Regions from separate parts of the Homo sapiens genome. Here region 2 is linked to region 1. Evidence: chromatin contacts called from ENCODE Hi-C or POLR2A ChIA-PET data. All regions are on one chromosome and are shown on one strand. Each heading gives the region's core, a stretch centred on a gene start or an enhancer-like site at or near the end of the contact. The rest is flanking DNA. Distances are from core to core; before and after follow the strand shown.

Region 1 (4,641 bases), core at 660-3,159:
GGGGCCTCGCTGTCACATGATGGATGCCTGCAATCACTGTTCTACCCCAGTTTCCAGCTGTAGGGCCATGTATTCAATGGCATAGTGACTAAAGGGCTGTTCAGAGAACCCTGACCAAGATTAATTTACCTAAAGTTGGAACAGAAGGACATAGTCAAGTTTAAAATCAAATGCTTTGTGTGGTGGCAGAAGGGAGTGCCTTTGACGGTTTGCAAATGCAGAGAGGCAAGGATTCTCCAAAAGTTCAGAAAATCGTATGAGATCTGAGTCAGGAAAGGATTCAAGAATCCACCACCACATATTGAATCATATAGGAGCCGAGCACTTTATGAGTATGCTTTTTGTTTGTTTTTGAGACAAGGTCTTGCTGTGTTGCCCAGGCTGGAGTGCAGTGGCACAATCATGGCTCACTGCAGCCTCGACCTCCTGGGCTCAGGCAGTCCTCCCACCTCAGCCTCCCTAGTAGCTGGGACTGCAGGTGCACACCACCACACCTGGTAAAAACAAAACCAAACACAACTATAGAGACATGTCTCTGTTGCCCAGACTAGTCTCAAACTCCTGGGCTCAAGTGATCCTCCCGCCACAGACTCCCAAAGTGTTGAGATTACAGGCATAAGCCACTGCGCTAGGGCTTATGTGTGTACTTAATTTAACCCTCATCCTTTAAGGTAGATATTAGTACCCCTATTTTTTAAAAAAATTATTTATTTATTTTTAAGGCAGAGTCTCGCTCTGTCGCCCAAGCTGGAGTGCAGTGGTACGATCTCAGCTCACTGCAACCTCCGCCTCCCAGGTTCAAGCGATTCTCTGCCTCAGCCTCCTGAGTTGCTGGGATTACAGTCATGCGCTACCACACTCAGCTAAGTTTTTATATTTTTGGTAGAGCCGGCGTTTCACCCATGTTGACCAGGCTGGTCTGAAACTTCTGACCTCAAGTGATCCGGCTGCCTCGGCCTCCCCAAGTGCTGGGATTACAGGCGCGAGCCACCCCGCCTGGCTAGTACCCCTATTTTTGTAATGAAGAAGCTGAGGTACAAAGAGGTTAAACAACCTGCTCAAAATTACGAAGTAGAAGCCTGAGGTGGGGTATGGTAATTTGTGATTCTACATTTATCCACCATATTAAGTCAACTGTGTTAAATCATGTTGAAGGAAGATGATGCGCTGTGATCTGTAATATTGGTGCAGTTCAGCATTACCGTGGTGCAGTGTCAAGTTCCAAAAGACACAAAACTGTCTGATCGGCCTGTAGCGCATCACCGCCCACCAGCAGTACCTGAAGACGCTTTCAGTCCCCTGCTAGTGCCGTACGGAGTCCGGGCTGGTCCATTTACATTGAAAACAAACTGATCCTAGCATCTAAGTCACCCAGACATCTTTTAGGCGGCAAGCTTTTCAGACAGTTTAACACATTTATTCTTGTTTTTTCAAAAAGAGCAAACACGTGGCGTTACAAAGGTCCTCCGTTTCGCACGCACCGGTGTCCCGGCAGCGCGCTGCGCGTCGGGAGGCCCAGTCTGTCGTCCCGTGGGGCCGGGGGTCAGGAGGTCGGGCAGGCGGGATTTGGGGTTTCGCGTGTTCCGGACCGGACACTTCGCCATCTTAACGAGCTACCGCCCGGGTTAAGGGGCACCCAGGGCAGGTGCCCGGCCGGGGGTGGGGTGTCCGAGCCGCCGGTGCCTGGACGTGGACCCCTGCAGGAAGGGTCCGCGCGGGAAGCGAGCTCTCCACGAGTCCATGACAGCAGGCCCGCGGGGGCAGGGAGCCTGCGCCAGGCAGTCTTTCTAGATCCTGGCCCAGCCTGGCCGCTTTCGCGCCCGTGCTCCTTTTCGGGGATCCTAGAGCGACGCGCAGAGCGGACCAAGGGTTCCCCCAGCGCGTTCTCGCCGCCTGGCAGCTCGCTGGCCACGCCCCTCCGCTTCCACCCTGCCACCGGCCCCCGCCGCCGCAAATGTCGCGAGACCTTCGTCCATCCTCCCGGCGTGGTCCCGCTGCCCACGGCGTCCAGAGCGCGCACGCAAGCCCCGGGAGCGCGGGACAGACAGGGCACGCTGGGTCGGCGGAGCTGAGGCTCCCAGCTGTGGGCCTCGCTGGCCCGGTCGCCCAGTCTCGCGAGAGTTGGGAGTAAACAGCCCCGAATGGAGTGCCCAGGCGTGTTCGCCGCGGAGGCGCCGTTATCCCGGGCCCGCCGGCCCTGAGCTCCCGGCGGCGCAGGTACGTCAGCCGCCCGCGCGCGGCCTCCCCGACCCGCTCCGCCTAGCGGCGGCGGCCCGCTCGCTCAGGTGTGCCGGTTGCGTCCGAGGCCCCGAGGCGAGGGCTGCGGGGGCCGGGCCGGGTCGGGGGAGGTGGGCGCGGGGCCTCCGGCGCTTGTTTGGACACAGCGTGCCTGTACCGCGGCCCTGCGGGGGTCTGCGCGCTCCGGCAGCTTGTTCCGTTGCCTGGTTTTCTTTACGTGAAATGAGCATTCACCGAGTGAAACAATACGCCCTGCTCTGGCCCGGAGCCTCCAGACAGACTCAATTCTAGGTGCGCTTCCGGGGCAGTGCTGGCGTCAGGTTTAAAAGACGTCGATTCTTTGCCTTATCTCGGTCTGTGCATATTGCGCTGCTGGTTTTTGGAAATGCGGGGATTCTGTTCGGCGAACTCTCAGAACCAGATTGCCTTTTAAACCTGTAGCTTCTTAAAAATCTTGCCTCGCCTTGGCATGGTTGCGCTACCTAAGACCGTTGTGGATCGTCAGTATTTTTATTAAGATGTTTACCTTTCATATTGGGTTGAGCCCCTGAGAATCTTGGCCTATTTGTCTACACAAATTAAGTTATTAGATTCTGATTGACACTTCGAAATTACGTGGAGTGGAATACGACCTGCGTTGAATTCTGGAGACTCATCCTTTAGTCTGAACTGTGTAGGTAAGCCCTCCTAACGTCAAGGTCTCCAATTGTATGTCTACGAAAAGGAGGGCTTGCAGAAGAGAAGTAATTCCTCTCATTTTTTTTTTTTTCAATCTGGAGAATCCGCTTTTATTATTTATACTTATTTTTTAATGTAAGAGCTTCATTGAAGTAGAATTTACATACCATAAAATCCACCTGTTTTAAGTGTACTATTCAGTGGTTTTTAGTAAATTTACAGCAGCACAGCCACTACCAAATCCACTTTTAGAACATTTCCGTTACCCCAAGACCTCTGATGCCCAGTTGTAGTCAATGCCCATTTCCAGGCCCCGCCACAGGCAACCTTTCATCTACTTTGTCTTTCTAGATTTGCCTTTAATGACTATTTCGTATATTCAGATGGAAACATATGATATGCGGCCTTTTGTGTCAGGCTTCTTTCACTTAGCATGTTTTCACAGTTCATCCATGTTGTAGCATGAATCAGGATTTCATTCCTTTTATGACCAAATAATATTCAGTTGTATGGCTATACCACATTTTGTTTAAGCATTTATGCAGAACACTTTTGACAAATAAAAGTTTATTTTATGCTCTAATGTGTGATGCGGATGACAGCAAAACTGTTGATTGAGAATGGGAGCTGGGACCTGACCCAGACACGTGTCAAACGACTGCACTCCCCAGGCACCCCGTATAATCAAGAGTTGGTCCTTTCTATATAAAAAGGGAAAATTCCAATGCAGAGCTTGCGGAACCTTTGAAGCACCTAGGGAAGAAGTGGGAGCTCTTCTAGTCAGGAGGTTAACAAGAACTAGGAAGGCTGGGCCGGGCGCGGTGGCTCACGCCTGTAATCCCACAATTTGGGAGGCCGAGGCGGGCGGATCACAAGGTCAGGTGTTCAAGACCAGCCTGGCCAACGTGGTGAAATCCCGTCTCTACTGAAAATACAAAAATTAGCTGGGCGCAATGGCAGGCGCCTGTAATCCCAGCTACTCGGGAGGCTGAGGCAGGAGAATCCCTTGAACCCAGGCGGCAGAGGTTGTAGTGAGCCAAGATCACGCCGCTGCATTCCAGCCTGGGCGACAGAGTGAGACTATGTCTCAAAAAACAAAAAACAAAAAAAAACTTGGAAGACTGAAGGCTAAGGTGAACTGTACATTGCTGCCATCAGTGCTGCGGAATTCTGCTTGAGGAAACGCTTTATTTATTTTTATTTTTTTGAGACAGAGTCTCGCTCTGTCGCCCAGGCTGGAGTGCAGTGGTGGATCTCGGCTCACTGCAACTTCTGCCTCCCGGGTTCAAGCGATTCTCCTGCCTCAGCCTCCCGAGTAGCCGGGACTGCAGGTGCCCGCCACCACACCCGGCTAATTTTTGTATTTTTAGTAGAGACGGGTTTTTACCATGTTGGTCAGGCTGGTTTCAGACTCCTTGACCTCATGATCCGCCCGCGTCGGCCTCCCAAAGTGCTGGGATTACAGGCGTGAGCTACCGCGCCCAGCTGAGGAAAGGCATTTTAAAGTAAAATAAGGAAGTTAGAAGTTTGGAGGTGCCCTATGTGTGGCCAGCTAATACTGCATGACTAAGGGGTAAGAATAAAAGGAGACAAGAGTGATGTGTGTGAAACAGTAGGCAGTGAAGACACCACAGACCAAGGTTTCTCACTCTTGACTGTAGTGATACATTGGGATGAATTTTTTTTCTTTTTAATACAAGACCACCTGATGGATGGAGTGTGCCA
Region 2 (4,718 bases), core at 1,263-3,762, 3.4 Mb before region 1:
TGTGTTCTTTTCTGTATCTTGTAAGGACAGTCTCATTGCATGTAGGGCTCACCTTAATTCAGTGTGATTTTATCTTGACTCTTACCTTAATTATATCTGCAAAGACTCTTTTCCCAAATAAGGTCACATTCTGAGATTTGGGGTAGAGATAAACTTTGGGGGGACATGATTCAACCTACTAAGCCATTAAATCACAAAGAGCACGCAAGAAGGACCAAAAAGGCAGCGGGAAGTGGGGAGGACCTTGATCCAAGGACTTCCACAGCTCAGGCCTCCCTTGTTCCAGCCAGCAAGGGCTTTCCATGAGCACCTTTGACTTCCACTGCTAGCCAGGATGACGGGTTCCTGGCTGTCTTCTACAGATGAGGAAACTGAGGCTCAGAGGCCTCTGAATGCATAGCCAAGTTCACACAGTCAGCCACAGCTGGGACTGGAGCTCACTTGGTACCAAAGCCTGGGGGTTTCACAGCCAGCTCGGCTGGATTGAAGAAGCCCCACCCCCACCCCCAGCACTAATGAGGTTCCAAGATCTTTCTCCAAGGAGCTTGCTTTATCAATAAGAAATGAATCTTTTGTTTTGTTTTGTTTTTGAGACAGAGTCTTACGCTGTCACCCAGGCTGGAGTGCAGTGGCGGGATCCCCATTCACCGCAACCTCCCTTTCCCGGGCTCGGGCAATCCTTCCACTGCAGTCTCCCAAGTACCTGGGACTACAGGCACATGCCACCACATCTGGCTAATTTTTGTAGTTTTTGTAGAGATGGGATTTCGCCATGTTGCCCAGGCTGGTCTCGAACTCCTGGGCTCAAGGGATCTACCCTCGGCCTCCCAAAGTACTGGGATTACAGATGTGAGCCTCTGAGCCCAGCCAAACTGTCTTGATGTTCACGTTCTTTCACTACCTTAGATTATGAATTTTGGAATGTGGCCAGTTCCCTGGAATCACATTAAGAAGTGAGGTCCAGGACAACGACGATTAATTTAATTATTAATAGAAATCAGCCTAGACCTGGGAAATAAGATGAGGAGACCCAACTGTCCCCAGCCTTGCCCTTGTGCCCATGTGGGAGGCCATCCTGACTCCATTTAGATTTTTGCTTCTTCCTACACTGACAAAGAACACTGGGGCAGCTCCAGGGAAATGTGCCCAAGGTGTGGAGGGGGCTGGGGGAGTGGAGAGCAATTTTTTTTGTTCCCAACCATGCCTTTCTGCAATCTCTGTTCATCCTCGAAGACCTAAGACTGGAGAATGTGGGGTTTGTTTGTTTTGGAGCGACTGGGGCGGGGAGGGGGGGTCTCACCATGTTGCCCAGGTTGGTCTTAAACTCTTGGCCTCAAGCGATCCTCCTGCCTCGGTCTACCCAGTAGCTGGAACCACAGGCGTGCCAGATTCGGCTGAAGAGTTTTGTTAGGAAGTTTTCAGCACCTTGGACCATATCCTGAAAAAGTTCATTCATTGATTTAACCAATCTCTAGTGTGCACTGCCCAGAACCAGAGTGTAAGCTCCACAGGGTAGGGAGGGCGCCAGCTTTGCTCTCAGCTGCCCCCGGGCGCTTGGGACCTGGAACCCATGAATGAACAGACCCCGTTCTAGATCAACAGACATTCAAAGCAGCGCTCTAGGGGAAGGGCAGGGGAGGAATGAGCGTCCAGCCCCCGCGGCTCTACTTCTATGCCTGTGTGTAAGTGGTGGGATTTAAAGGTGGTTGGGTGCACCGGCCCTTCCCCCACCTGCAATCCGGTGCCAATGCAAGTGCCAGGGGAGGGTGGCGTTTCTGTTTACTTCCAGCCAGGTCAGCTCCCTTGCCCCCTCCCCTGTGTTTGCATTTTCTGCGTTTGGCGAGCTGGTGAAGTAGCCGCGGAAAGAAGGCGGATTTAAAGGCTCCATTTGGACGAGGCTTTTGGAGAAAGCTTGCACCTCCCATCACACCCCCAGGGCAAGTCAGCCGCCTCAAAAGTGCCGGTGCCGGCCCTCTGTGAGCTCAACACCTTCGCACAAACCTCGGGGGCGGTTATTATTACCCTCTTTTTCCCGGGGAGGCGCCTGGGGCTCAGAGAGGCCAAGTGACTCGCCCAAGGTCACACAGCTTTGCAGTGGCCGACCCGGGATTGGAACCCGGGGCTCCGGACCCCGCGGCGGCCGTTTCTCGAAGATACCCACTACCTCCCTCTTACACCGCTCAAAAATAAAGCAGGAAGGCCGAACGCCCCGTTTTCGCCGAAAAACAATGCTCCACGCAAATTTGCGGGAACAAAAGCAACCAGAAATCCAGCCCGGGTTTTCCGCCTCTCCGATTCCGCGGACCAATCGCGTCTTGACGGCCGCCGAGGGACGGGAGGCGGTGGCCCCAACATGATCGACAGCCCCCAGGGAGGCGTGGCCGCGGAACGGGCGAATGGGATTGGGGACCCGGCACAATCACGGGCCGAGAACGGGCCGCCTGAGCCAATCAGTGGGGGGGGGACGGGCCCGGCAGGCCCGGGCTGTCGCGAGAGGCGGCCACCCCGCCCACTTCTGCTGATCCCGGCCGCCCGTCAGCCGCGAGCGCGACGATCCCTCCGCTCCTCGGCCGGCGCCTCCTCCGCCGTCGCCGTCGCCGTCGCCGTCGCCGTCGCCGCCGCCGCCGCGCTCGGGCCCGGATCCGTCCGCCGCGCGGGAGCAGCAAGGCCGGCAAGTCCCGGCCGGATCCCTCCGCGCCTCCCGCCGCGCGTCCCTCCCCCTCCAGCGTCCGTTTCGCGGCCGCGGCCCCCAGCGCTCCCCAGGCGGCGACGCCGCGCCCGCGGCCCGGGGTAACGGCCGGCCTGGGCGGAGGCGCGGGCGGCGGCGACGGCATGGCCGGGGCGGCTCCGTCGGGGGGCGGCCCGCAGTGACAGACCCTGCGGCGCGGGGGGAGATGGGGGCGGCCGCCTCCCGGGCGACGACGACGACGACGACGAGGAGCAGCCGCCGCCGCCGCCGCGCACCGGCCGCCGCTGGGCACGGGCGCGGGGAAGGCGCCTCCCCGTGAGCGGGGGGCCCGAGGCCGCTCGCCGCCCCCGGCCGCCCCGGCCGCCCCGGGCCCCCCCGGCGCCCCGCGCGCGCCCGCCCGCCGGCCCCTGACGGGAGCCTTGCCCGGCCCCGGTCCCCGCCCCCGCCCCGGCGCCCGCCCGGCCCGCGGCGCCCGCGCGCCCTCGCCCGGACCCGGCCCCGGCCCGCGCGTCCCCGGTCCCGGCGCGCCCCGGCCGCGGCCCCCGGCGCCCCCCGGCCGCCCCCGCGCGGTCCCCGGCCCCGGGTCGCGGCGCGGCGCGGGCGGCAGCATGGTGGAGAAGCGCTGCCCGCTGCAGAGGGACGGCGTGTACCGCTGGTTCTCGGAGCTGCCGTCGCCGCAGCGCGTGGAGTTCCTGTGCGGCCTGCTGGACCTGTGCATCCCGCTCGAGCTTCGCTTCCTCGGCTCGTGCCTGGAGGACCTGGCCCGCAAGGACTACCACTCGCTGCGCGACTCGGAGATCAAGGCCAACAACCCGGCCGACCTGGGCAGCCTCACCAACCTGACGGACGAGGTGGTGCGCAGCAAGCTGCTGGTGTCGCTGGCGCTGCTGGGCTCGGAGCAGCGCGAGGCGGCGGGCGTGCTCTACCGCACGCTCACGCACATCGACTCCATCATCCACAACTACGGGCTGCAGCTTAACGAGGGCCGCACGGGCGATGAGTTCCTGCTGCTGTTCACCATGGCCTCCAACCACCCGGCCTTCAGCTTCCACCAGAAGCAGGTGCTGCGCCAGGAGCTCACGCAGATCCAGAGCAGCCTGAACGGCGGCGGGGGCCACGGCGGCAAGGGCGCGCCCGGGCCGGGCGGCGCGCTGCCCACTTGCCCAGCCTGCCACAAGGTGCGTGCCCGCCCCGAGCTCTGCCCTGTACCCCAAGTCTGCATCCCCAACTCTGCACTCCAAGCCTCCAGCCTGCACCGCGACCCCCCGACCCACGCCTCCAGCCTGCACTGAGAGCTCCCACCCAGGTCTCCAACCTGCACCACGAGCCCCCAGCCCGTATCCCAAGCCCCATCCTAAGCCTCTATGTCGCACCCCAAATGTGTGCCCCACCTCTCCAAGCCTCCACCGTACATCCCAAGCCTCCGCCGTACATCCCAAGCCTCCGCCGTACATCCCAAGCCCCCATCCTAAGCCCGCACTCCTCACCCTAAGTCTGCACTTTAAGCCCCAAGACCGCACCGCGGCCCTGAGCCCACACCCTCAGTCCCCTCTGCGTGCCCCAAAGCCTCCACACCTCCGCCTCGCGCCCCTTGGGCAGGAGCGGCTGCAGGGGCCCTGGGTCCGAGGATCCGCGGGAGCGGTGCGGGAGACGTCCGCGGTCAGAGCTCACAGTCCCAGGTGCCCTCCTTTCACTTAGCCGGCTGCAAACGCGATAAGGCCTTTGTCCCCTTAATGGGGCCCTTGGGTGACAGATAACACACATTGCGGCGCCTTGGTTTCCCCAAATCTGGTATTTATTACCAGAAAAGGAAGGAGCCGTGGCCACGCCAGAAGCCGCCGGTGAGGTGAACATTGCAAGGCGCTGGGGCTTCCCCGTCTGAGCCGCTCCCTCCACACAGGTGGAGGCCCTGCTTGGGGCCTGTGTCGCTGGGGGCCTGGGCGCGGGACATGGCTGTCCGTGTGAGCTCATTTATGGACACGTGCATGCTGTATGATGTACGCGTGTGTCGCATGTGGGCATGTATATG

The links. A loop is a pair of places that touch in the nucleus more often than their neighbours do. ChIA-PET counts read pairs that join two places held with the same protein, here RNA polymerase II (POLR2A). Pooled maps may share reads with other maps.
Region 2: a loop to region 1 is called in a pooled map, with 12 times the contacts of the local background. The contact joins the promoter of ZCCHC14 here to the promoter of MBTPS1-DT in region 1. A Hi-C loop is called at or near these places in 1 of 168 maps with a recorded cell type or tissue (posterior vena cava) and 5 of 50 pooled maps. POLR2A ChIA-PET finds 5 or more read pairs at or near these places in 1 of 52 experiments (activated B cell).

The regions. Positions count from the first base shown.
Region 1 is chr16:84,114,311-84,118,951 of GRCh38, reverse strand. It overlaps MBTPS1-DT (MBTPS1 divergent transcript), which reads right to left and starts at 1,909. Exons shown (of 1, transcript NR_186375.1): 1 at 1-1,909. MBTPS1 (membrane bound transcription factor peptidase, site 1) reads left to right here and starts at 2,010. Exons shown (of 23, transcript NM_003791.4): 1 at 2,010-2,217. RefSeq lists an enhancer at 1,280-1,439 and silencers at 1,590-1,689, 2,090-2,519.
Region 2 is chr16:87,490,818-87,495,535 of GRCh38, reverse strand. It overlaps ZCCHC14 (zinc finger CCHC-type containing 14), which reads left to right and starts at 2,512. Exons shown (of 13, transcript NM_015144.3): 1 at 2,512-3,867. The coding sequence starts at 3,298. It overlaps ZCCHC14-DT (ZCCHC14 divergent transcript), which reads right to left and starts at 1,349. Exons shown (of 4, transcript NR_110943.1): 1 at 1,301-1,349. RefSeq lists a silencer at 2,394-2,573.